Regions from separate parts of the Homo sapiens genome. Here all the other regions are linked to region 2. A link is a loop called in an ENCODE intact Hi-C map of the cell type or tissue named here. Cell type or tissue: GM12878. All regions are shown on one strand.

Region 1 (5,000 bases), 360 kb before region 2:
GGTGTTGTGCATCAGAGGAGAGGCATCTAGCACAGGGTGGGAAGGAGTGTATGGAAGGCTCATGGGTGAAGTTGAGAAACAGATACAAATGAGGGTCCTGGTGGGGTAAGTACAATTAACAATTCATTTGTAAGATAAAGGTTCTGATGACTGTAATTTAGTCCCAGAGGTTAGAGCCTTTCGGGATATAGCTTGGGATGCTTCCTTTCTAGCTGTTTCTTTGAGGAAAGTGCCATTTTATTCCCTAACACCCAGTGTGGTCTCTTTAGGACTTTGTCCCATTTATGACCAAAGTCCGAAAGATTAGATTACAACTTTGCTAAGCTCAAATGCCCATCCCCACCTCCTATTATTTCTCTTATAGGACTGACCTCGTAACTGCTGCTTGGCTGGGTCACAGATGTCTGATGTGATGAAAGATCTTAGTGGAGATGTCACTCAGGAAAGTGACCCTATTCATTACCTGTGCCTGCTATAGTGCTTTAACTGTGCCATAGTTATGGTTTTTGTGGAATAGGAATTAACTAGTGTGTCATATCAGAAGGACTCCTTCTCCCAAAGTCAAGAGCCCAAATGATGCTGCTTTCTAGATCAAGCTAGGCTTCTTTACTCTGAAAGATAGACCTCTACCACTGTCTGTGACAGACAAGGACTTAGCAACTAGCAGATGTCACACTTGTGTGCTTTTCTCAGGGAGGCAGCTCAGGTCTTCTCCAGTTTTGTAGCTTTATTTCTGATTTTAACAGGCTTTGGCCTCTTGCCTCTGAGCCCCTTAAAAGTTAGATGCAACAAGCAAAGAAAGGGTAAAGGATGAGGGTGTTGGCTTCTAGAGGTGGCCAGGAGAGACAGCAGATAGTGTGACAAGAGGAAAAGAGGAAGAGGAGACCTGTGAGAGGTAGAGACACAAGAATTTAAAAAGAAAGAAAACTCTGGCCAAGTGGGCTGGGGATGGAGATTCTGTGAGAACCTTGGGTTTTTTCCCTCTACAGTGAGTCTTGGACTCTGTTCCCCTGGCATTTGTACAGTTAAGAAAATGTGTTAAGTATTTTCCTAATTTTGAATTGGCATGGAAATTATGGTAATTTTGAATTTACATGGAAATTGTGATAAGAAAGTATTTTTCTCAAGTCACTTTATAAGTCATTACAAAAGTGTTGCTCCCCTTGATGAGAATAGAGGTAGAACCTTACTCTTTTAAGCGCTCTCTTCTTAAAGGAAAGTAGCATGGCTCCATGGATAAGCAGCAGATTGCATATCTGGAACCTGTTTCTGTATGTTTCTGGCCTTATTTTCTCTGACCCTGAATGTAATTCTCCCCTCCCTTTCTTTTTTCTTTAAAATGGGGCTTGTTACCTCGACAGAACTTGCGGAGTGATATACTTTTGCAATAGAGGTGTGTATACAGAGAACTTTTTAGAAACATATGGTACGTATTTACATGAGGTTTGGGAAAGGAAGCTTATGCCATCATGTGAACCTCAGATAATATCTAGCATGTAATTTGAGAATCAATGAATTCGCAGTCTTCGTCATGCAGCTGAGGAGACTGAGGCACAGTAAGATGAAGTAACATGGCTGAGGTTATATGAAGGGCAAAGCTGGAATTGATGTGAACCCCCTTGGATCCTGAGATGCTGTTTTTTCCATTAGACTGTGACACTCACATTAAATTTGTGTGCCATTTGAACCAGTTGACCCACTCTTTAATTTTTATACGTCTTCTAAGTTTTACTTATTACATATTGGAACACTTCTCTTGACACTGCATTTGAAATTATTTTATGGCTAAAGCTTTGAAGGTTTATAATGCAGTGGCCTCCTAATAGCAGGTCAATCAGAAAGACTTTCATTTGGCACTGGTTCTCAATGATGTAACTAAGCTATTTAAAGCTTGGCAAGGAAGCCCAGTAAAACCCTGAAGTTCTTTCCATCCTGGAGCTGATTGGCTGAAGTGATCTTGGATCCTCAGAGAAGCTTCAGGAACAATGATTGCCACAGCCACACTGCTTTTGTGGCAAGGATGCTGCACCTCTTGGGATTTCTCTGATACTCTATCTGTGCCAGGCTTCACATGGCCTTGCCTATTACTGAGGGGTTAAGGGGATCACAGTGAACCGGAGTAAGATGGTTTATTGGCTATTCAGGGACCCTTTTCACACGCGACCACTACACTGCTCCCCTCCTCCATGCACCACTGTCTGGTGTGATTGTTCTTATAAAGACCTTTGAGAGTTTCGAAGAAAGATGCATGTCTATTCATGCTATATCCAGTCACAAATATTAGGCACCTACTAAATGCTTGATCCCATGCTTGACAAAATGGGCAGTAAACACACATCTAATAAGTAGCCCCATTCACTAGAGGCATAAATTCTGTTGTGAACATGAGGCACAAGCACATAAAATGAAATATAAAATATACAAAAAGGATGCAGTGCAAGTATATTGTGAGGTAGCCCAAAAAATGAAATATGGACCATGGGGAAGGACACAGGCTTTACCAGTGATGGACCTGGGTTCAAATCCCATCCTGCCACTTACTAACCACGTAACCACGGTTTCCTCAAATGTAACATAGGTTGGGATAGCTGTGAAGATTAAATAAGGGACTACGTAAACTACTTAGCATAGCACCTGACATGTAGTGAGTACTTGATACGTAAATAACTAAAATATTGTTGTTATTATAATTATAGAGATTATAAGTGCTGCAAGAATTCAGAGAAAGGAGAGCGCAGTGTGGGCTGAAATGAGAGAAAATGGCCTATAAACTGGGAAGAGGTAGGTCCTTGAAAAATGAGTTCGAATCAGACTAGGATGGGTTTAGAAGAAGGGCTCTCAGGTAGTCCCAGACAAACAGGAGAGCAAAGGCCTGGAGGCAGCAATGAAAATGGGCTTCCAGGAGAATGTCATTGTCAGGGCTTGTATGGGGAGCATGGGAGAAGAGGTGCAACCCGATTTTGGCCAGTGGCAGAGCCTTCACCCACTTCCTCTTCCGAATGGCCCTCACTAGTACCAGTCCCTTGTCTCCATTCATAGCCCAGCAGGAGGAGAGCTGTGCTGTGGGTTTTTGAAAACTTTGCATAATCACTTCTGCCATAGTTTAGCAGGTGAGAGCCTGAAGAGAACTTCCTGGTCCACAGTGGGTAAGCTCATGACTCATACCGAGAATCTTTTTAAAATTTATTTTATTGTCATTGTTGTTGTTGGGGAAAGTGGGGACATCAGTTGTGTTCACTGAGAAGTAAGAACTGGCAGGTAAAAAAGGACCATGGAAATAAAACAGTACCTGTCATTTTCTCATGGGATTGCCCCCTCTCCTTCCAAAGGCCTTTGTAAAGTCCCAGTCATTTACTACCTTGGCAATCTTATGACATTCTTAACACCAGAAAATTACCCCCCTTGCCCCACCCCCAAAGGAGCTCAATGAATGTTGCTTAGACTATTTGTTAGAGTATTTTCAGTGTGACTTCTATAACAATTGTCTGTTTTCTGGTAGTTCTTACTAATTACATATGATGGTAAGATTCCCCTGCCCACAGCAAAACCAAAAGGCATTAGCTGTCTCCATTACCTTTCACACACTTAGCTGAATGGGAAGAAGGCTGCTACAGCCAAATTGCTATTTTGAAAGAATGATTATGTGTGTTGTGGGAATTTTTTGAAGTGTGTTTCTTGATAGCCTCGCTAAGAAGAGAAGCAATAGTACATTTCCCACCCAAAGAGGTATGGAAAGCTCATTGCAAATGAGTTTCTGAAGTTAGGAGTTAGCAGTAGCTGGTACATGGGCCTTCTAGCTAGCGCTTTACTTAAAATAGGGTAATGGAAATAGCTTAGTTCCTAACATCCACTCTCAGCAGACCCTCCTTCTTTTATTTTAAAAAGAAATTAATGTAGCCTTTGGAATTGTCATTATGGTTCATTAAGTTACAAGGAAGCAGCCTGTGAGATCCATGGATCACAAACTCATTATAAACTAACTACAAACTGGAGAGACCAAGTTATTTGGTGCAAAAATATTGTTTCAGCCCTCTCTCCAACTACTCCCAAACACCTGCCCTCTCACCTGATGATCCATGGGTGCAAACAGAGGTAACAGAATGTTGTTTACCTACTGATCTCTTAGGGTGAGGCAGAGCTGACCAAGAAGAGTGTGTATGGGGGATTGTTTCGATTTTAAATTTGTTTGTAAATTGGTATTATTTAATTTATCTTTCCTATTTTTAAACTGGTTGTTTCCTTTGCAGCATTGCCGTCAGGCACCACAAAGAATATTTTCTAAAAAGTAAGATGTTAAATAGCAACAGTGATTCAGCTTATTGTTGTTTTAAGTAAATAAACGGGGTCCTCAATTTTTCCTATGAAGAGAGGGTAATGAAAATAAATGGCTCCCAAATTTGAGGTCTATTTGAGAGGTGTGGAGATTCTATATTATTATTAAAAAGACCAGTGCCTTAATCTAATATGTTTCTTAGTGACTCAACCCAAACCAATCCCAAACAAGTCAGCAGAACTGTGATTGGAAAAGAGGCTGCTCCTCTGTTATGAATGAGTTAATATTGATTGTGCTATGGAGGGGGTGGGGGAGTGTGGATGTGGGGACTCTGCTTAGAGCAAAAACAATAGGAAAACCTCTAGGGAGAGACTCCAAGAGGAAACACTACAGTCCTGAATCACTACATTCCCCAAGAAGTAAAAAGAAGGGTCTTTTCTCTCATGTGTGAGGTAGAGGTCGCTTCAAGTCTCTCAGAGGTAGCAGCTGCTATGGCAGATAGGGATCCCATCTATGAAAGGATTTGTGGTGAAAGAAATCCTAAGGCTAGGCCCATGAGAGGGTAAAAAAACAAAACAAAACAAAACAAAAATTTTAGAATTCAGCTATCTCTTGCATAAAATAAGTTAGGCTTTTGATTTTAATTTTCCCCTTTTTAGCTCCCTCTCTTTGAATCACTAGTACCTGAGAAAACAAATACTTGCTAGTGCCATAGTCCTCTTTGGGT
Region 2 (5,000 bases):
GATTTCGCTACTGTATCGGGGAGGAAAGGAGCCCAGGCGCTCGCACGTCTCCCTTAGATAAAGATCGCAGCTTCATGATTAACTTGGGCAGGTTCAAATATTTGCTGAGCTAGGGATTTCGGGAGGGGGAGGGGAGCCCAAGTCAAAGTTGTCATCGGCTGACAAGTGGCCAATGCAAGACCAACTTGCTCATTTTCGCCTGGGAAATGAGAAGGCCATTGTGAGGGGACCTAAAATAGTCTCACTGGCTGCTGAGCGCGCTGGCTGGCTCGCGGGGCTCAAGTAGCCGACAGTGAAGCGAGGCACTATGCACAGCCAAACACAGGAAGTGGCTGAGCTAGTTCAGCAAAAAATAGAATCAAAGCCTCACTTGTAAAGGCCTGAACCTCTTGGAACAACCCAGAACACAGCGCCTCGCTCGTGTCCACCTCTTGCACCTCCTCCCACACACCAGCACAGACAGCCCTGCAGGTGTAACAGGAAAGCCCTTGTGAGCAACTCGGGCAGGGAGGAGATTACAAAAATGTTCAATAGTAAGTAGTAGGAGGGCATCCTCGGACGAATATTAAACCCCACACCATATGCATACTATACTCCATGATCATGTGACGATTCAGAATAAAACAACACTGCGGCTATTTTTATGAGGTCGATTGCAACTCGCATTTAAATGGCCATATGACCTGCTAATTAAAAGGTGTCTCTGCATTAGGTTTATGTGCCAGCTAATGGGGTAAAGGATAGAAGGGCAGAGAAGGGCATACCTTTCTAAGCGGATGTTTGCCCTTTATTTGAGAAAGTGGCAATGGACCAGACTTGGGATTACTGACTACTATTTAATTAAAATTTGATCTAAGAAAATTTTCAGTTGCATGAGCATAGATAGCTTTAAGGTTATCCAGGGAAATCACCAAACTTTACACCAGAAAGTAATTTAGAGTTCACTTCAATCAATTCCTGCATGCCATAGAGGGGAAAACGAAATCTGACCCAGGGAGGTGAAGTGGTTTACAGAAGATTATAGCCCTAAGACTAGAACCCAATCTTCTGATGGTTTCAAATGCCCTTCTCTACCCATTGTCCCTGCTCCTCACTTCCCTTTGCTAGAGAACGTAAAAAAAAATGGACAAAACTGAAGTTAATCTTTTAAGCCACATGCAAAAAATTTCACACCCCTAACAAAACTCTGGTTTTTTCTGTTTTCTATTTTTAGCTTGCTTAAATTAAAACAAAACATTTCATTCCCTTTGAAGACATAGGTTCTTTCAATAATACCCTCATACTCTGCATGGGAAAGTGATCCAGTGGTCACATAAAGTCCACACAGGCCAACAGCAGCAACTAGCTTCAGGGTTACTTGAAATATCTGGAAAGTGCTGTTAAACCCACAATGAAAGTGATTTTACAAACTTTCCTTTAGTGCAACTGATATAATATTGAAAAACTTTCCCAATGGAAATAACAGTCTATAAGTGAATCTGCCATCTGATCATAGGGACATATGGTTAGTTCAGAGAATACCCTTGCATCCTGAGCTGCATAATCTTGCCCTACTTTTAAAAATAGCCTTTCTAAAGCTAGAAACATTGGAAACATCAGTCTCCTAAGCATACCTGTCTGGATTCACATGATGTTTCATGTCAAAACCTTCTAAGATTAAAATGCTCTGTTAAGTCCACCAGTATATTTTCTGTTTCAGAAGAAAATAAGCCACTGGAAAGCAGTACTCTCTCAACGTATAGAAAGTCTTGAAATAGATTGGAAAAACTTTGCCTTAAACAAATTTCTCACAATATGTACAATCATCTACCAAAGAGGTCCTATTATATTAGGAAAGTGTGAGCTGAATCTTTTTCCCGTTGAATTTTAGTGTTTAAAAAGTGATCTGCAAGACACATGTTCTTTATTAGCTTAAAAAAGGGAGCCCTCTGCTGGTAGAACTGAATCAGTAATTCCTGCTTTGGGAGAAAACCATCAACTTTCTGTATATTTCGTATGTCCAAATTTGACACCAACTAATGTACATAATTGTATTACTGTCACTTGATCTATATGACTCACTAATTAGTAAATCAAAAGTACAGTTTTCACGAAGCTGCTAGTGTTGTAGGAAAACTTTTATTTTAATGTCAGCATTTCTCTGGGACCTCAAAGGCCTAGACACACTGGAAAACTAACTTTACCTTCTGGATTCTTTAAAACAATATGTATCATTCTCCCTTTCCTCAAAGTTTCGTAAAACTCATTTCAGAGGCAAATACAGCCCATTGTTTCACTTCTCAGCAGATATAGTTAGGAAAATGTCTCTTGATCCTTAAACTGTTCAAAAGTTACAAACTGAATACTATATTTCATATGTACAAGTCACCATCAAGTGGCAAATGTTGCACAAGCAGCTTTCAACCTAGAAAACTTCTTCTTTTTCTGGACATCATTTATGAACAAAGACCATGAAAAAAAGAATAGACAACAAAAATTAACCAAAATCTTCATCTAAGGGTAAAATGAATACCTCTCTTCATAATTTTAACTTAAGACAACTTAGAACAGAGGGCCTTTTAGGGTAATTCAAATTATTTGCTCCATATCCACTGGTCTTAACTGACATTATGCTAAGGAAAACATCCATTTAAGTATATAAATAAGCCCAGGTTTACGTATGTATAAACTCTGACACATTCTACCAGGTTTCTGATAAAGGCATCCCCACTGCTTAGCAGAATAAAGTAGTCCCCCCTGCAATTCTCCCTCAGATCTTTGTCCCTTGAGACAAAGAGACATCTGCACTGTGAAAACAAAAGTAAAACTGACTATATACCCCTCCTAAACACATACATACCAAAATACCTGTGTCTCTCAGGACACAAATAAAACTATTGTTTGACAAAACCTAGTGTGGCTTGCCCGTTTAGTTCTACGCATCTACAAACATGTAATTTTTCAAAGTTTCATTTTTCACCTTTGAAGCAACCCTCTAATGTCAGACCACATTTTAAACCAATAAAAATTAAATCAGAGACAAGTAAAACTCTTTGAATGTCATTTCCCTCTACCTTAGTGCTTGCCTTTAGTCTGGGTTGAGAACCAAGCCCAGAGCATTTAAAACAAGATTTATGAATCAGGCTCTTCAGGATGAATGTTTTGCAATGTGCCAGTGGTTAAAAATTAACTTTGACAGGTGTAGAAGGGCAAGGGGTAGAAAGAGTCATTTATTTTCCACTCTGGGCTTGAGGGTGCAATATTAGACTTCAATTATATTACATTAATATTTCTGAATATATCCATGAAATCTGAAATATGTAAATACACTTATAATGGGTTTCATTCAAAGGCACCCTGTGTTAAATAGACTTATTTTTACCTTGGTTTGCCTACAGAAATCTACTTTACCTGCCTAAGCATTAATTGGGTAAAGATAACACAATGATTCAAGAAAAAAATATTGAAAGCCAAACGACAAGTTAAGACTTTTTAGTAACAAAATAGAACAGCAAACTATCAACAAAGTCTAGAGAGCTTACTCTGTGCCCTACCTTTTCCAAATCTTAGCTTCCCTCTGTAAATGAGGAGAATCCTTATTTCCCAGGATTGCTGGATGTATTAGATGTGTTGATGTATTACTATTCTTTGAAAGTTGGAAGTTTATCAAAGAAAAATTTAGATAATTATTATGCTGTACCTAGTTCTCTGCTAGGAAGAGCTCAAAAGGAGAAAAAGCCTTTACCCCTACCCTTTAGAAATGTAATTAAGCAGATGAATAGGAAAAACTATAGACAGTTAAACATAAGGTGACAGGAAGCTTAAAGGCATAAACATACTGAATGGGTCGACTTAACTTGCATATAAAACGGGAAGGACCTACTTGAGTGCAGATAAAGTGGATGGCACTGCTTGGGGCAGCGACGTATGGTTGCATATTTTGTGCACTGTGCAAAGGCACCTAGGCAAGATGGAGGAGTGGTGATGAAATCTAGGCTGCTCCATTCACCAAGCCACATATTCATACAAAGGCACCTTTCTCCCTCCAAGCAATGTACCCACATCAGGGTGGCAACTTCCCAAGTGTCCCTTTTAGCCCCTACAGGCTCCTAGAGGCCGTAGCTCTGCTGGCTGGGAACATGGCGTCAGTAAGGAAAAAGGCCTGACAGGATTCACACAACTAATGAGGAATGGGTGGACTGAAGGAATCAGACCTGCTGAATGAGGACAGCTCCCATAAGGCCTCAAAAGCTAGAGTTGATGCGATAGATAGCAGAGAAATTATCAGTTCATTAAATCTCATACCAACCCCAGGAGAGAGGCATTAACCCAATTCCACAGTCTGGAAAACAATTTGGAAAAGCTGAGTTACTCGAGAGAGTTGAGATTCCAATCCAGATCTATTTGAGTCAGAAGCCCACTTTTTTTTCCACTGCACAGCTCATGGAGTGATTTGGAGCCTTATCCTGAAAAGTATAAACATTGCCCTGACTTTGTTTACTATATGTGACCCATGGGGGCTAATTTCACATATTTTTAGTTTATTACATGCTGGAAACTTCAGAGGAGTTTTTGATTGGACACTAAAAGCAGCCTCATTGCTCACGAAGTTTCCAAAAATCCAGGCAGCAGGGCATGGCAGATAGAATGGGCTGGAGTGTAGGAGGCGGCTCCTGGGCAGACCCGGTTTGGGCCCATACTGGCCGGGTAGCACAGAGCGAACCTCTATCTGTGGGCCTCGGTTTCCTCATGTCCAAATTGGTAAAGCTGGACAATGCTTTCAACTCTAAAATGATGTTTTTTGTGATACTATCACTTAAAATATGTACTGCTTTTGTAAAATACCAAGCCATTATTTTGTACTGTGTAATTTATTTTGAATAAGTCTTTAAACTCCATGCATCAAAATGCTATTTCTCCTTTGCCTATTCAAATTGTACCTATTCTTCAAGGCACATTTCAAGCCCTATTTCTTCTATGAGCCTTTTCTGTCTACTCCATTACCCTAGAAAGTCACCAGC
Region 3 (5,000 bases), 280 kb before region 2:
TTTCTTGTTGGACTAGTCCTTTTATCATTATATAATGTCCCTCTTCATCTTTTTTAACTGCTGTTGCTTTAAAGTTTGTTTTGTATAATTTAAGAGTAGCTACTCCTGTTTGCTTCTGGTGTCCATTTGCATGGAATATCTTTTTCCACCCCTTTATCTTAAGTTTATGTGAGTACTTATGTGTTAGATGAGTCTCTCGAAGGAAGGAGATAGTTGGTTGGTAAATTCTTATCCATTCTGCCATTCCGTATCTTTTAAGTGGAACACTTAGGCCATTTACATTCAATGTTAGTATTGAGATGTGAGGTACTATTCTATTAATCATACTATTTGTTGCCGGAATACCTTGTGTTTTTTCATTTTATTATTGCTTTATAGGTCCTATTAGATTTATGCTTTAAGGAGATTCTATTTTGGTGTATTTTGAGGATTCATTTCAAGATTTAGAGCTCCTTTTAGCAGTTCTTGTAGTGCTGGCTTGGTAGTGGTGAATTCTCTCAGCATTTGTTTGTCTGAAAAAGACTGTATCTTTCCTTCATTTATGAAGCTTAGTTTCACTGGATACAAGATTCTTGGCTGTTACTTGTTTTCTTTAAGGAGGTTAAAGATAGGATCCCAGTCCCTTCTAGCTTGTAGGATTTCTGCTGATAAATCTGCTATTAATCTGATAGGTTTTGCTTTGTAGGTTACCTGATGCTTTTGCCTCACAGCTCTTAAGATTCTTTCCTTTGTCTTGACTTTAGATAACCTGATGATCTTTTTGCAATTAATTTCCCAGTTGTTCTTTGAGCTTCTTGTATTTGGATGTCTAGATCTACAAGGCCAGGGAAGTTTTCCTTGGTTATTCCCTCAAATATGTTTTCCAAACTTGTAGAGTTCTCTTTTTCCTCGGGAATGCCAATTATTATTAGGTGTGGTTGTTTAACAAAATCTCAAACTTCTTGGAGGATTTGTTCATTAAAAAATTTTTTTTTCTTTGTTTTTGTTGGATTGGGTTAATTCTAAAGCCTTGTCTTTGAGCTCTGAAGTTTCTTCTTCTACTTGTTCAATTCTATTGCTGAGACTTTCCAGTGCATTTTGCATTTCTCTAAGTGTGTCCTTCATTTCCAGAATTTGTGATTGTCTTTTGTTTATGTTATCTATTTCACTGGAGATTTTTCCATTCATATCCTGTATCATTGTTTTTATTTCTTTAAGCTGAACTTCGTATTTCTCTGGTGCCTCCTTGATTAGCTTAATAATCGACCTTCTGAATTCTTCTCCTGGCAATTCAGAGATTTTATCTTTGCTGGTGAGCTAGTATAATCTTTTGGGGGTATTAAATAATCTTGTTTTGTCATATTACCAGAATTGTTTTTCTGGTTCCTTCTTTTTTGGGTAGACTATGTCAGAGGAAAGATCTGGGACTCAAGGGCTGCTGTTCAGATTCTTTTGTCCCACGAAGTGCTCCCTTGATTTGGTGCTTTCCCCCTTCTTCTAGGGATGGGGCATCCTGAGAGCCAAACTGCCATTATTGTTATTTCTGTTCTGGATTTAGCCACTCAGCGGAGCTACTGGGCTCCAGGCCGGTACTGGGGAATATCTGCAAAGAGTCCTGTGATGTTATCCGTCTTCAGGTCTTTCAGCCATGGATACAAGCACCTGCTCTGGTGGAGGTAGCAGGGAACTGAAGTAGACTCTGTGAGGGGTCCGTGGTTGTATTTTTAAGTGCACTGATTTTGTGTTGGCTGGCCTCCAGCCAAAAGGTAGCACTTTCAAAAGTGCATCAGCTGCAGTAGTATAGGGAGGATACAAGCTTGCCCAAGTATCAGGTGGTGGGCAGGGCTATAGAGCTCCCAAGAGATTATGTCCTTTGTCTCCAGCTACCAGGGTGGGTGGAGAAAGATCATCACGTTGAGGCGGGGTTAGGCTGTCTGAGTTCAGACTCTCCTTGGGTGGAGCTTGCTGCAGCTGCTGTGGGGGATGGAGTTGTGGTTTCCCAGGCCAGTGGAGTTATGGTCCCAGAGGGATTATGGCTGCCACTGCTGCATCACACAGGTTGCCAGGAAAGTGGGGGAAACCCGGCAACCACAGGCCTCACCCGTCTCCCATGCAGCCCAAAAGTCCAGTCTCACTCCCACCATGTCCCCGCAAACAGCACTGAATTTATTTCCAGGCAACCAGTGAGCAAGGCTGAGAACTTGTCCCAGGTTACGAGACTCCCAGGTGAGAAAGAAAGTGGACTCACAGTTCCTTGGCTGTCTCACAGAGCTGCAGTGGCATTCCACCTCTTTCACAGGCTTTGTAGATTCTCTCGGCTTTCCCTGTATGTTCCTGTAGGAGTTCTTGGAGCAAAAGTTCACAATGTGACTCTCCACACACTGCTGTGTCTGTCCAGGTGGGATCTGCAAGTTAGTCCTGCCTCCTATCTGCCACTTTTTCTGTATCACGTGTCTTTGCAATTTACTCCTTCCTCCACTCCTAGCTTCATTGTTTCATTTTTTACGTAAGTGTTATCAAGATATCATTCACATACCATCCAATTCACCCATTTAAGGTGTACAATTCATTACTCAAAGTTGAACACTTTTTCATGTGCTTACTGGCCATTCATACACCTTCTTTTAAGAAATTATTATTCAAATCCATTGCTCATTTTTAATTTGTTTGCCTTTTTATTATCGAGTTATTAGTTCTTTCTATTTTCCAGATTTAGACACCTTGCTATACATGTATGCAAATATTTTTTCTGTTTAGTGATTTGCCTTTTTGTTTCCTTAATAGTGATTTTTGAAGAATAATAATTTTAAATTTTGATGATGTCTAATTTATCATTTTTTCATTTATAATTTGTGATTTTGGTGTACTACGTAAGAAATCTTTGCCTATCTCAAGGTCACAAAGATTTTCTCCTGTTTCTTTGTGAACAAAAACTTTCTCTTTGTGAAATTCTGTCTAGAAATTTTACAGTTGTAGCTTTTACATTTAGTTCTAGGACTGTTTCATGCTGCGTGTGATAAAAGTTGATGTTCATTTTTCCCCTCATATATTTCCAGTAATTTCAACACCATATGTTGGAAATTTTTCCTTTTACCACTGAAATGTCTTTGTACCCTTGCTAAAGCCAATTGATCACATATGTGTGATCCATATCTGGACTTTGTATTCCATTCCATTTTTCTAGATGTTTACTTTTATGCTAACCCTACATTATCTTGAGCTCTGTAGTTTTGTAATAATTCTTGACGTAAGGCATATAAGGCCTCCAGCTTTGTTCTTACTTCAAGATTTATTTTGCTATTTTAGGTTCATTGCATTTCCATATACATTTTAGAATGAGCTTATCAGTGTCTACGAAAAGATTGCTAGAACCTATAGATTAATTTGGGAAAAAGTGGTATTTAATAGTCTTGTGTCCTCTACTCTGTGAACACGGTAGGTAGCTCCATTTATTTAGGTCTACTTTAATTTCTCTTAGTAATGTTCTGTAATTTTCAGTAGATGCTGTTTCATAGCTATTGTTAAGGGTTTTTTTTTTTTTTGATTTTGTTTTCCTCTTTTTTTATGAGCAAATAGAAACACAACTAATTATTTCTGTGTAAAGTATTATGCCCCAAAGTCAAGTGGCTTAAAACAACGAGCACTTATCTCTTGCCATTTCTGTGGGTTTGATATTCAGGTGTAGCTTACTTGGTTTTGCTGTGGGTCTCTAATGAAGGTTCAGTCAAGATGTTGACTGGGCCTGGAGTCATCTAAAAGCTTGACTGACGCTGCAGGGTCTGCTTCCAAGATGGCTCACTCATGTGTCTGGCAAGTTGATGGTGACTTGGATAGGAGGCCTCAATTTCTTTACATATGAGCTTCTTCACAGAGCTGCTTGAGTGTCTTCATGACATTGTAGCTGGCTTCTCTCAGAACAAGTGATTCAAAAGAAAGCAAGGCAGAAGCTGCAGTGCCTTTTGTGATCTAGACTCAGAAGTCACATGCCATTATCTCCACAATATCCAATTGGTCACACAGGTCAGCACTATTTTGTATGGAAGGAAACCATACAACGGCATGAATACCTGCAGATGAGGGTCACTGGAAGCCATCTTGAAGGTTGGCTATCACACTTGGTGTGGTGTTTTTTTGTGTTTGCCCTGCATTTCTCATGCTTTTTGAACATGTAGGCTTATTATTTTTATCAATTTTAGAATATTTTCAACTATTATTTCTTTAAATTTTTTTTTACTTCTTCCTCTCTTATCTCTCAATCTGAGACTCCAATTACATGTACGTTAGACTGCTTGTCTGACAGCTTACTAAAGTTTCATTCATTTTTTTCCAGCCTTTTTGCTCTCTGTGCTTGATTTAGGATAGTTTCTATTGCTATATCTTCAAGTTTGCTGGCCTTTTTTCTACAGTGTCTTATCTGCTGTTAAGACCATTAAGTGAATCTTTTTTCACTTCAGATATGTTATTTTTGAACTCTAGAACATTTGTGTGGCTCCTTTTCATATATTCAACTTCTTTATTTATGTCCTTGCTTTCTCTTAAATTGCTGGGTTTTGATAGTAGTTCTTTTAAAGTTCTTGTCTGCTAATTGTACTTCTTAGCCACTTTTGGGTTTATTTCCATTCGCTTATTTTTCTCATGATTAAGGGTCACATTTTGCTACTTCTTGGCATATCTAACAATTTTTTATTGGATGTTAGATGTTAGGAATGTTATATTATTGACTATTTGGATTTTGTTATCGTCTTTTAGAGTGTTGATATTTGCTTTGGCAGGCCGTTACTTGCATATCAGTTTTATCCTTTTGAGCCTTATTGTTAAGCTTTGTTAGGATAGGTCTAGAGTAGCCTTATTGTAGTGTTAGTTTATTCCTACTACTAAGGCTTGGCTTTTCTGTAGTCTTTATTGAATACCTAGATATTCAAATGGAGTCTTTCCACTCCAAGGAATAAAACGTTGAATGTCATTCAGCCCTGAATGAGCTCAGAGAATTGTTCCGATAGAAAACCCCGGCAGTTGTTCTT
Region 4 (5,000 bases), 720 kb before region 2:
ATAGAAAATAGATAATGTTTGAATATACTCAGAGGAGACTTAGACAATTGCTCAGAGTTGGGGATAAATTAGTGGAGATCAGTGTGGGCTGAATTGTGCTCTCGCTGCCACCTCCAACTAAAGATATGTTGAAGTCCTAACTCTGGGTACCTGGGAACATGACTTATTGGAAACAGGGTCTTTGTAGACATAATTAAGAAGTCAGTTAAAAATGAGGTCATACAAGAGTAGAGTAGGCCCTTAATCCAAGATGACTGGTGTTCTTATAACAAGAGAAGAGACACAGAGACAGACACACATAGAGAAGAGATGCCATGTGAAGACAGACACACACGTGGAAAAAGGCCACATAGGCCAGGTGCAGTAGCCCACAACTGTAAACCCAGCACTGTGGGAGGCTGAGGTGGGAGGATTGCTTGAGGCCAGGAGTTTGAGACCAGCCTGGGCAACATAGTGAGACCCTGTCTCTCCAAAAAAAAAAAAAAATTAGCTAGAAGTGGTGGCATGTACCTGTACTCCTAGCTACTTGGGAGGCTGAGGTGGGAGGAGGAAGGCTTGAGCCCAGGAAATTGAGGCTGCAGTTAGCCATGATCATGCCAATGCACTCCAGTCTGGGCAACAGAGTGAGACCCTGTTAAAAAAAAAAAAGTAAAAAAGGAAAAGGCCATATAACAAGTAACAAGGCAGAGATTGGAGTGACACATCTGCAAGCCAAGGGCTGCTGAGGATTGCTGGCAAATGCCAAAAGCTGAAGGGGGCAGGAAGAGCCTGCAGAGAGGGCATGGCCTTGGTGATAACTTAATTTTAGACTTTTAGTCTCCAGAACTATAAGACAATAAACTTCTGTTGTTTAAAGCCACCTGGTTTGTGGTACTTGGTTATGGCAGTCCTAGGAAACTAATATAATCAATACATATAAAACATAGCATGTGAAGAAAAGACTGTTTTTTTAATTCCAGGGAAAATATAAACTTGTTCAGGAAAGGAAATGTGAACAGGATATACCACATGGCTTTGTGGTCAAGAATTTAATAGTTATAGCTCTATAAATATTGATTATTGCTCTTACCAAAATTATACTGGGAAGTATATATGTATGGTGGGGTTGTGTATGTGTGTGCGGGTACTTATGAAGTCATCTTCCATAGTGCAAAGTCAATATATGAAGCTTAAACTAAAAAATCAAGAGGCAGCAACATGAACATGACATTTAGAGATATAGAGGTAAAAAGTAAATGGTTCAGTTAAAAGAGCTGGAAGTATCTGCCTTCTGGGAGCAGGAAACACGAGGTAGGGACTGCTTGGACTGCTGTAGAACAGTTTGACTCTTTATACTATGTGCATGAATTACTTTGATATAAAGAAAAACTGCTTTAAAAAGGAGAAGAAAATTTGAACCTGTGAAACAAACTACTTGTAGAACTATGGAATGTGATGACTTTGGATAAAAGTATGACATTAGGTACATTTATTTTGGGGCTAGTTGCTAATACCTCTTATTTTCTAGGCAGTGAGGGGGTGGGAGTGGAAGGGAGGGGGTCAAAATTCCTCCATGAAGCCTTTACATCTCCCCTTCTCCTATATCCAAGTCCCACTCTTATAAAAGAATAAAACCTCCATTACTCTAAGTTTATAATTACTGTTTAAAAACACAAAGTTCATTTTTACAGGGATCTTTCCTTAAGGCTGAAGGAGGTTCTAAAGATGAAATTTCCTTCTATGTATGATTCCTTGGGGTGGGAGTCACAGGCATTTTCTTATCCCACTGGAATTCTGAGTCGCATAAGTTTGTTTCTGACTAGTAACTAGGAGCTCAGTGTCTTTGGCCTCTCACACTGACCTTAAGGCAAATGCCTTTGAACCGTCCACTCCAGTCTGTCAATCCTCCTTGAAGAATGGTCCAGCCTGCACTGCTGCTTTTTACCATCAGGGGGCAGTGGGGCCATGAGTGCCCAGGGAGACAGGGAAGGATGCTTAGCACCTGGCGAGTGGGAGGAAGTGTCTCTCAGTGTTTGCACTTAAAGCATCTCAGTAGCTAGATACTTCATTGGTACGAATGGTGTATTTTCTTCTAAATTTTGTGCAATCCAAAAAGGCAGGAAGTTTGATCTTAATGCATTTTCCATGGTCATCTATTTCACTCTGAGCCAAGAATTTATTAGGAAAACGAAAAGAATTGCAAGAATAACTTTAGATTGACATTTCTCCATTTTCCTACTTGTCGAATAGGTTTGGTACGTGTTCTGAAGGAACACGGTGCCAGTTGAAATGGTGCTCTGCTTTCTTCCCTGTTATTCTGAAATAGATGTGCTTTTCACACACATGGATAGACCATTTACTCCTGATTTGTATCTCAGGGACAAATCTGACTTATTAACACCATTATTTGTAAACTGCTAGCCTGGTTTCCTGTGCTGTTGTAACGCTATCTTGATGGGTTGCTGTGAAAATGTGAAGATGTCTGTCAGGCAGGAAAAATTATGTAAAAATGATGTGGGTATAGAAAATGGGATCGACAAAATGTAATAAACTCCTCCTGGGCTGAACAGCAGAGCTGCATATGTAATGAAGTACTTTAGGATTACGTCACCTTTTATATAACATCTGGCAGTGACTTTTATTTCAGAGCTAATTTGGAGAAGCCAGGCACTTTTCTCTTCCCCTCCCCAAGACTGCCTTTATCTGAAAGACGAAAGAAGGAACTGTTACATTTTGCATGCAAAGAAAGCCAGAGTGGCTAGATTACTCCCTTAGGGTAATGGAGAAAGGAAAAAGAAATTGAAAAAGGTCAGGTGAACAAAGCAGAAGGAATGAAGAGGTTTGTGTGATTCTTAGTGAAATTGGACCAGTCTAAGCAACCAGACAGGTAATCTGGGTGACTCTACCCCTCCTTCTTCCCTCCTGTGCCCCTCCCTTGGCTGTGGCTCTATAGGTATGACCCAAGAATACTATGGAAATAGCATTTCCTTAAATATTTTGTCTGAAGTGAAGGGTTGAAAAAATTATTGAGATAATTTGGGAAAATCCTAAAATTTGTCCCTTTAGCCTTTGAGAAAAAGCTCAAAGCTCAAACACCTCTCTCCCCCAGTAATATCCAGACATTGATCTATAACAATAGATTATTCAGATGGTCAACTTGCTGCTTTAATTTGTCTATATAGGAAATGGTGAAAAGTCTTTTATGAAATTGAATGGGAATTCACTCCTTTGAAGCCAGGGACACAGGAGGGATGAAGACCCTCTTTGTACTTCCCCCTTTCCTTCCCTCATAGCTTCTGGGTCTGTGCTTGCCTTGGTGCAACCTGGACCTTGCTGGACCATGTTTGCTGACCTCCATGTTCTCTTTCATCACGTGTTTTTTGAATCTTCCATTATTGTGTCAACCCTGGACATGCTCTTGTCTGAATTTCAAGGCCATGTCTACAGTTCAGAAGAGGTAGTGTCTTCCTTACGTATCTAATGGGTTCCCAAAAATGTGTTTGAAAGTTAGTTGGATGTTTGAAAGTCGAACAATAGATTTGCATGTTGTAAGGAAGAATTTGTTCTCAATTCTAGCTAAAGTATATGATGAAATCCCTAATTATGGTTTCTGCCAGTGCCACCTCCCTCAGGCCTTGGCAACCCTGTGGGTGGGTGAGAACAGGCACATGGCTGGAGTGGGTGGCAACTGCCAGTCGTTGTGGGCTGAGGAAGTTAATCCAGGAATCTCTCCTTCCAAGACTTAGCCCTCCTTCCCTCATCCCAGCCTGAAAGGGCAAGGGCTGGAGTAGAGGGTCTGGTTCTTTTTTTTTTTTTTTTTTTTTTTTTGAGACAGAGTTTTTCTCTGTCACCCATGCTGGAGTGCAGTGGCTTGATCTTGGCTCATGGCAAACTCCGCCTCCTGGGTTCAAGCTATCCTCTTGCCTCAGCCTCCCAAGTACCGAGATTACAGGCTCAAGCCACCATGCCTGGCTAATTTTTTGTATTTTTAGTACAGATGGGGTTTCACCATGTTGGCCAGGCTGACTTACTTCGAACTCCTCACCTCAAGTGATCTGCCTGCCTCAGCCTCCCAAAGTCCTGGGATTACAGGTGTGAGTTACCACACCTGGCTGAGGGTCTGGTTCTTAACCTACCTCCAGGAATAACCACATGTGACACCCATGAGGTGGTGGACATGGCATTGGTGGACATGGGCAGAGTACTGGAGTGGTTGGGGCTGGTCAAATGACACCCTGAGAAATGGTGGTCCTGTGTGAGCTGAGAAACTCCAGGATCCCTGGCCATGATCTCTGGAGTTCTGTCTGGCAGTACTGGCCAATGGAGACTTATCTCTGGCTGGAAAGGAGGTGCTGGAAAATTCTTCTGTTGTCTTAACTTGAACCTGGCCCCTTCTCCTAGTAGCTGTGTCTGCCTGGCATGAGATTGTTCTATCAATAATCTAAGGTAATTCAGGAAAGATTGAATTTTGAGTATTAAAGGTTTGCAGATGCTAGTGTTTAATTTTTGATAGTGTGGTGTCTTGGTTATGTATTGCGGCATAGCATACTACCCCAAAACTTAGTGTCTTAAAACCATATTTTAATTATCTCACAAGTTCCTTGGTCAGGAATTTGCTCAGTGCTTGGTTGGGTGATTCTTCTGCTTCACATGGCATTGACTGGAGTCACTTAACAGTCTGGTGTGGGCTGAAGCATCCAAGATGGCTTCCCTCATATGCCTAGTGTCTTGACAGGAATGGCTGACAGGCTTTGTGCCCTTCTCCCTCTCGATGTAGTCTTAGAGTATCTCTACGTGTTCTCTTTAGAATGCCAGTTGGACTCTTACATAGTGGCTCACTTAGGACTCTGCCGGTTATTTTAGAGACTAGGGTTGGAATTGGCATAGCACCAATTCTGTGATACTCCATTGGTCAAAGCAGTCACAGGACAGCCCAGAATCAAGAATAATGGAAACAGATCCCTTCTCCACAGGAGAGGAGTGTCAAAGAATTTGTAGCCATCTTTGATCCACCACATGGG
Region 5 (5,000 bases), 380 kb before region 2:
GGAACATAGGATGTGGTTTCTTTTTCAGAATAAGTCTAGGACCGGATAAAACTTTGTGAACTCTGATGACGGTAACAGTGATAACAATGACCTTTTATTGAGTGCTTAATCCTTGGTAAACCAAGAATAGTTCTCACCATTTACCATTTGTGTCCAATGGACCCTTTTTGTGTTTTTATATTTTTTAGTCATTTTATGAGTAATTTACAGAAGACCAGATATATTATGAAAAATAACTTTATTAAAAATTTTAATAAAAATGTAAACATAGCAAACTCCAGTTTTTCTTACCATATTTTCCTGGTGTAGAAGGTATTGATGCCTACAATTTTTGGGCAACTTCCTTCGAATGCCATTAACTGGTGATCAATTGTCATGCATGATTCTGGAACATGTTGGTCTTAGAAATACAGCATTGATTCCAAATTTCAAGTCCATCTCTAAAAGTTTAGCTTATCGTTACCTCTAATTTTATCTTCTTGCAGTTATATCATCAAAATAAAATATTTTTAAAAACTGTGGCTCATGATTTGTTTAAAAGAGGACTCACATCTTCATTCTATAATTGCAAAACATTTTCATGTTTTATCAATTAGAATGATTCAATTGATTGTTTTGGTTTCCACATTATTTTCTTCCATTCCCCTTTCAGTACACACCCACCTAGTCCACTTATGACCCATATTAAGCAAATTTTGGTGCACAACCACATAAGAGACAAAAGAATATTATTACTTTTTTTTTTTTTCAAAACGGGATGGTCTATGTTCTGATCACAGAACACTGCATGATAAAGTTCTTCCTGTTGAGTTACTAACTCATTGAGGACACGATATTTCATTTTTGTCCTTAAAAATATAGTGTCCATTTATTGATTCTAGACTTTGGAAAAATTCACTTAGGATATTGTCATCTGAAAACTCACAGTCTAAAATTTTGCTTATATGAAATCTCTTTGCATTAATCTTATGATTTGTTTAATAATATGAAACATCTTCCTCTGTAAATTTGCTTATCTTTGCCATTGTGGTTGGAAAATAAAAATTATGGATGCTCAGTTGTGTATAAAAGATGAGAAGAAACTACAAAGATGGTGTCTTTACTGTTCTCCTAAACCTTCTTGAATGATTCTACAATACTTGGGGCAGGACAGCAGGAAAACTAAAAGGTGATGTAATAGCCACAGTTTAGTTCATTATTGCATCAGCCTTTTATGAAATTATATCATTTTTCCATTTCACATTATTTTAGTGTTTTTAAACACAGTTGGGAATAATTGGTGAGTAATGATCAAATGATGACTAGAATGATGAATAGCAAAATGTTTCAAGATATAAGAAAAAGAAAATCACTAAGATTCCATAATATAGCTTGGATTTACAAAAATTGCAAGATTGACTTTTATTCTATTTTTTAAATAGTAAATTTTCTCTTGTTATTTGGAAGACCTCTAAGAAAAAGTAAAAGCAATGTAATATCAATCCCTACAAATAAATTGCTCAAAAATAAAATCCAAAAGCTAAAATGGGATCCTGTGTTTCCTGATGTTATAGTTAACGTGTTAGACACCATATAAAGAAATTTATAAACGTGACTAAATCCAGCTAATGGATTGAAAAAAAGAATAAAGTTTCAGTTGGAGATGATGAAAATGTTCTGGAGATGGAGGGTAGTGATGGTTGCACAGCAATGTGAATGTACTTAATGCCACTGAACCATACCCTTAAAAATGGCCAAAATTATAAATTTTATTATGTCTATTTTACCACAACAAAAAAAAGGCATGTTTATTGAATGCTTACTTTGTGTCAAATACCTGATGTCATCAGTGCAGTTATCACAGTGACATGAGTTAAAACTATCTCTCCTCCAGTGGATGGGGAAGGCTGACAGAGACTAAGTAAATTGCCCAGAATCACAACTGGTCATGGCAGAGCAGGAGGAGGATTCCAGCAGAAAGCCCCCAGAGCCTCGTATATAACCACTACAGTGCTTGTGAGGCCAGGCTGGGGTGCAGAGGCGTCATTCCCCTGGGTGTGCCATGCCCTCTTTCTTCTTTCCAAACTCTTAGGTGATCTGGGATTCCTTAGCTACCTCCTCAGAATCTCTTCTGATTTCTTTCAAGGCTCTGTGGGGAAAAAAAAAAAAAAAAAAAGCTTTGTACGTAAGACCACTTGTACTCTCGGCCAAAGCAGCTGCTGACATCCTCAGAAGTGAAGACAAGCATGCCCGTGTCCCAAGGGCTGGAGGAAAACAGTCTCCCAGCACCCCTCCCAAACCAGCCATCATCTGCCTCCACTGGACTTGGTTCTATGTGGCCGCCTCCACCAGACTCTGCTTATAAATGGCCAGGACACCTTCCACCATGTCTATTAGCCACTTTTCTGCCAGGTGGTGGTAATTCTCACTAATTTGTACCAGCTTCATAGATGTCAAGCCAAATTTCATTTTATTATGTTTTTGAAGAAGAAATATTGATTAGCTGGGTGTTAGTGAAATTATTTTCTACAAGTTGGGTGATGGAAAGAGATTTCAAAGTATGCCTACTATCTAAAACACATTTACAAATGATATATGCAAACATTATTTTAATAAAAATTACATTGGTGTGAATAAACAGAGTGTGAGCAGGCAGCATAATAATGTCTATTTTTCTGAGTGCAAAAATACACAGTTCAAAGATAAATCTGTTTTAGGGCAAGAAGGTAATTGGGGTAAAGAGCAGGGAGTGTGTCTTAGAGCTGTGGTTCCTGACTGGGCCAGCTGAGGGCAGTGGTTCTGGTGAGAGCAATTGTCGGCTTAGAGGCCTAGAGTTTCCTAAGGATGTCTGCTGAATAGTCATTGTGAGTAATTAGGAGAAAGAGTATCTCTAGCATTAACAGGGCCCAGTTAGGGTGAAGGGTGATAGGAAGTGCCCAGACTGCCTACCTACTGGGTTTCTTAAAGAGGTCCTGGCGGTCCCCGAGGTACATGCTGGAAGTGCAAATCCTAGTGCCCTACCCATAGATTACTGAGTCAGAAATCTCTCAGGTGATTCTTTTTCACAGTCAAGGCTGAAAATTACTGCTGCGTTAGCTTCTCTTCAAGTGGAAGCATGGAGTTGAAGACAATAGAAGGAACTAGACCAAGATTAAATGCTGGGTTTTATGGGATTGCTATAGAGCCATGTAGGATCCGATGCAGGATCCGGGAAGTAGAAATGCAAGAAGAGAGTCAGAAAAAGAGATCTCCTAGGAGACTGTTAATTTACTAGCCTGGTTGGAAATACAACGCATGGAAACAGGTGAGGCAGACAGAGTCATCCAATTGCAGGGTCGGAACTTGGAAGGCCTGAGGCATGAAGGGAACAGGGTGGGGGTGCAGTCCTCACTATCGGGAGGGCTGAGGGCCACACCACAGTGCAGGACCGAGAGGCTGGGGCCAAAGGAGCTACTGGGTCCCAAGTTCTGTCCTGGAACAGTAATAAGCCGTCCTGCACCTGTCCTTGGCTCCAAGGCTAAACTGGAAAGCCCAGTTTCCCATCATGCCTTTCCAAGTGGTTGCAGTCACAGGAGGTCCTGTTATAAATCCAACTCCCAAGTTTCAGACATGGGAAACTGCAATGTAAGATGCGTCTTTAGAGCTCAACAAATGGACTTGCCTTGAGGGGCTGGTGAAGGTGACACCCATCCACCCGACTTCCTTGCCCTTCGTGGGAAGAGCAGTTCAAATGTTGGGCTCAGTGTGAGCAAAGCAAACAGCACAGGTTGAGAAAAGAAGTGAACTGTTGGGACTCAGGAACCCGTGTGTGTGTGTGTGTCTGTGTGCACGCCAAGTGGAGAGGGCAGCCTACAGTGGGCTTTGCAAGTTTGGAATTTATCCTGAGGACAATAGGAAGCCATGGAAGGGTATTAAGCTACAGAACAAAGTGATCAGAATTATGCTGAGTCTAGGAAGTGCTGTTGCTTGGCTGGTTAATTTGATCATATCAACAAGAGAATCAGTACGGGGTCAAATTGGTTGCATTCCTATTTGTTACTGAGACAAAAAAATACAGATTTTGAGGAATGTGATAGTGGCTAGTCCCCTAAGTCCAATGACTAGGTTGGCGTCTGTCATCCTCCCTTAAACAAAAATTCTTCACTTAACTCTAAGCAGGAAATGAAAACGTATGTTCTTGGGGTGACTTCATCTTTTGGAATTTTCTCATATATTTTTCCAAAATTCCAAAGCAATTGTTACAAAAAGGACACAAATATTAATGGCTTAAAAATTTGTCTGTAAATTTGCTTATTTTTCTGAAAAAAAAAAAAAAAAAAACAACAACAAAAACAAAACAAGGAAATTAAACTAGAAATGAATGAAATTGGTTATTTATAGGGATCAGTGAGAACCAAATGCAAGTCATAGGGAAGAAGATGGAATTTCTCTGGGGATCCCTTTTGATTTGGTTTTGTGTTTCAAAGTGTGTTAAAGGTTTACATTTCCAAAAAATAGAATTAAGAAATGGAAAAAAGATGAAAATTGAATTCAAGCAGAAAAAACCCAAAATTACATGAAATAGATAAAAATCACAGATTAGAAAAAGTACTCAAGTCACTTTCGAACAAAGTATGCTGATTGTACAACCCAACATAACATTTTCTAAGAATAAAAATGAAACGGTATGGAAATCTTGAACTCCACTTAATAAATTGTTGATAGTGTGTACTGCAGGACCAGGCAAATGGGTAAACATAACAAGGTTGTTGGGAACCTGGATTCTCACTGTGGAAAAAGAAAGGTACAAATGTGGACTGGGATATCATGGCCCCTGCCTGAATTAATTATCATTATGATGGTTACAAAATGACAATTTTCTATTTCTAAATTTCCTACTCATTTATTAGTTGGTATTCTTCTCTAAAGAGGAGTGTTCCATTCTTCTTCCCACCTTGATTTTTCAAAATATCAGAAAATATATTTGTTCCCTCTAATATGTTATAACCACTTCTGTCATTTGTCATTTTGATGTTTAAATT

Evidence for each region. Peaks named below come from ENCODE experiments on the same cell type or tissue, not always from the same donor. Only the 100,000 strongest peaks of a DNase experiment are listed, where the experiment ranks them.
Region 1: a loop joins it to region 2, with 3 times the contacts of the local background. A loop is called at or near these places in 6 of 110 quality-filtered maps.
Region 3: it touches region 2 in a loop (2.4-fold over the local background); 5 of 110 quality-filtered maps call a loop at or near these places.
Region 4: a loop joins it to region 2, with 12 times the contacts of the local background. A loop is called at or near these places in 34 of 110 quality-filtered maps.
Region 5: a loop joins it to region 2, with 3.0 times the contacts of the local background. A loop is called at or near these places in 17 of 110 quality-filtered maps.

What each region holds. Positions count from the first base shown.
Region 1 is chr5:68,643,253-68,648,252 of GRCh38, reverse strand. The region is part of intron 2 of LOC105379013 (a long non-coding RNA gene); the gene reads left to right. Among named protein-coding and RNA genes, the nearest start is that of LINC02198, 380 kb to the left of the region's middle. RefSeq lists an enhancer at 2,789-2,848. In GM12878, no CTCF peak of the experiment used is centred here; a DNase peak (open chromatin) is centred at 3,112.
Region 2 is chr5:68,283,433-68,288,432 of GRCh38, reverse strand. All of the region lies in intron 7 of PIK3R1 (phosphoinositide-3-kinase regulatory subunit 1), which reads right to left. Among named protein-coding and RNA genes, the nearest start is that of PIK3R1, 70 kb to the right of the region's middle. In GM12878, CTCF peaks have their summits at 1,925 (motif pointing left) and 2,377; DNase peaks (open chromatin) are centred at 302 and 1,879; H3K4me3 peaks cover 1,154 bases; H3K27ac peaks cover 3,576 bases.
Region 3 is chr5:68,562,617-68,567,616 of GRCh38, reverse strand. The region is part of intron 3 of LOC105379013 (a long non-coding RNA gene); the gene reads left to right. LOC105379011 (a long non-coding RNA gene) reads left to right here and starts at 1,041. Exons shown (of 4, transcript XR_001742694.1): 1 at 1,041-2,205. RefSeq lists an enhancer at 1,944-1,993. In GM12878, no CTCF peak of the experiment used is centred here; a DNase peak (open chromatin) is centred at 1,946; H3K27ac peaks cover 209 bases.
Region 4 is chr5:69,004,893-69,009,892 of GRCh38, reverse strand. The region is part of intron 1 of LINC02198 (long intergenic non-protein coding RNA 2198); the gene reads left to right. It overlaps LOC107984116 (a long non-coding RNA gene), which reads left to right and starts at 2,708. Exons shown (of 3, transcript XR_001742709.2): 1 at 2,708-2,866. In GM12878, a CTCF peak has its summit at 1,928 (motif pointing right); a DNase peak (open chromatin) is centred at 1,962.
Region 5 is chr5:68,659,200-68,664,199 of GRCh38, reverse strand. All of the region lies in intron 2 of LOC105379013 (a long non-coding RNA gene), which reads left to right. LOC105379010 (a long non-coding RNA gene) reads right to left here. Exons shown (of 3, transcript XR_007058808.1): 3 at 4,984-5,000. Among named protein-coding and RNA genes, the nearest start is that of LINC02198, 370 kb to the left of the region's middle. In GM12878, a CTCF peak has its summit at 2,762 (motif pointing right); no DNase peak of the experiment used is centred here; H3K27me3 peaks cover 332 bases.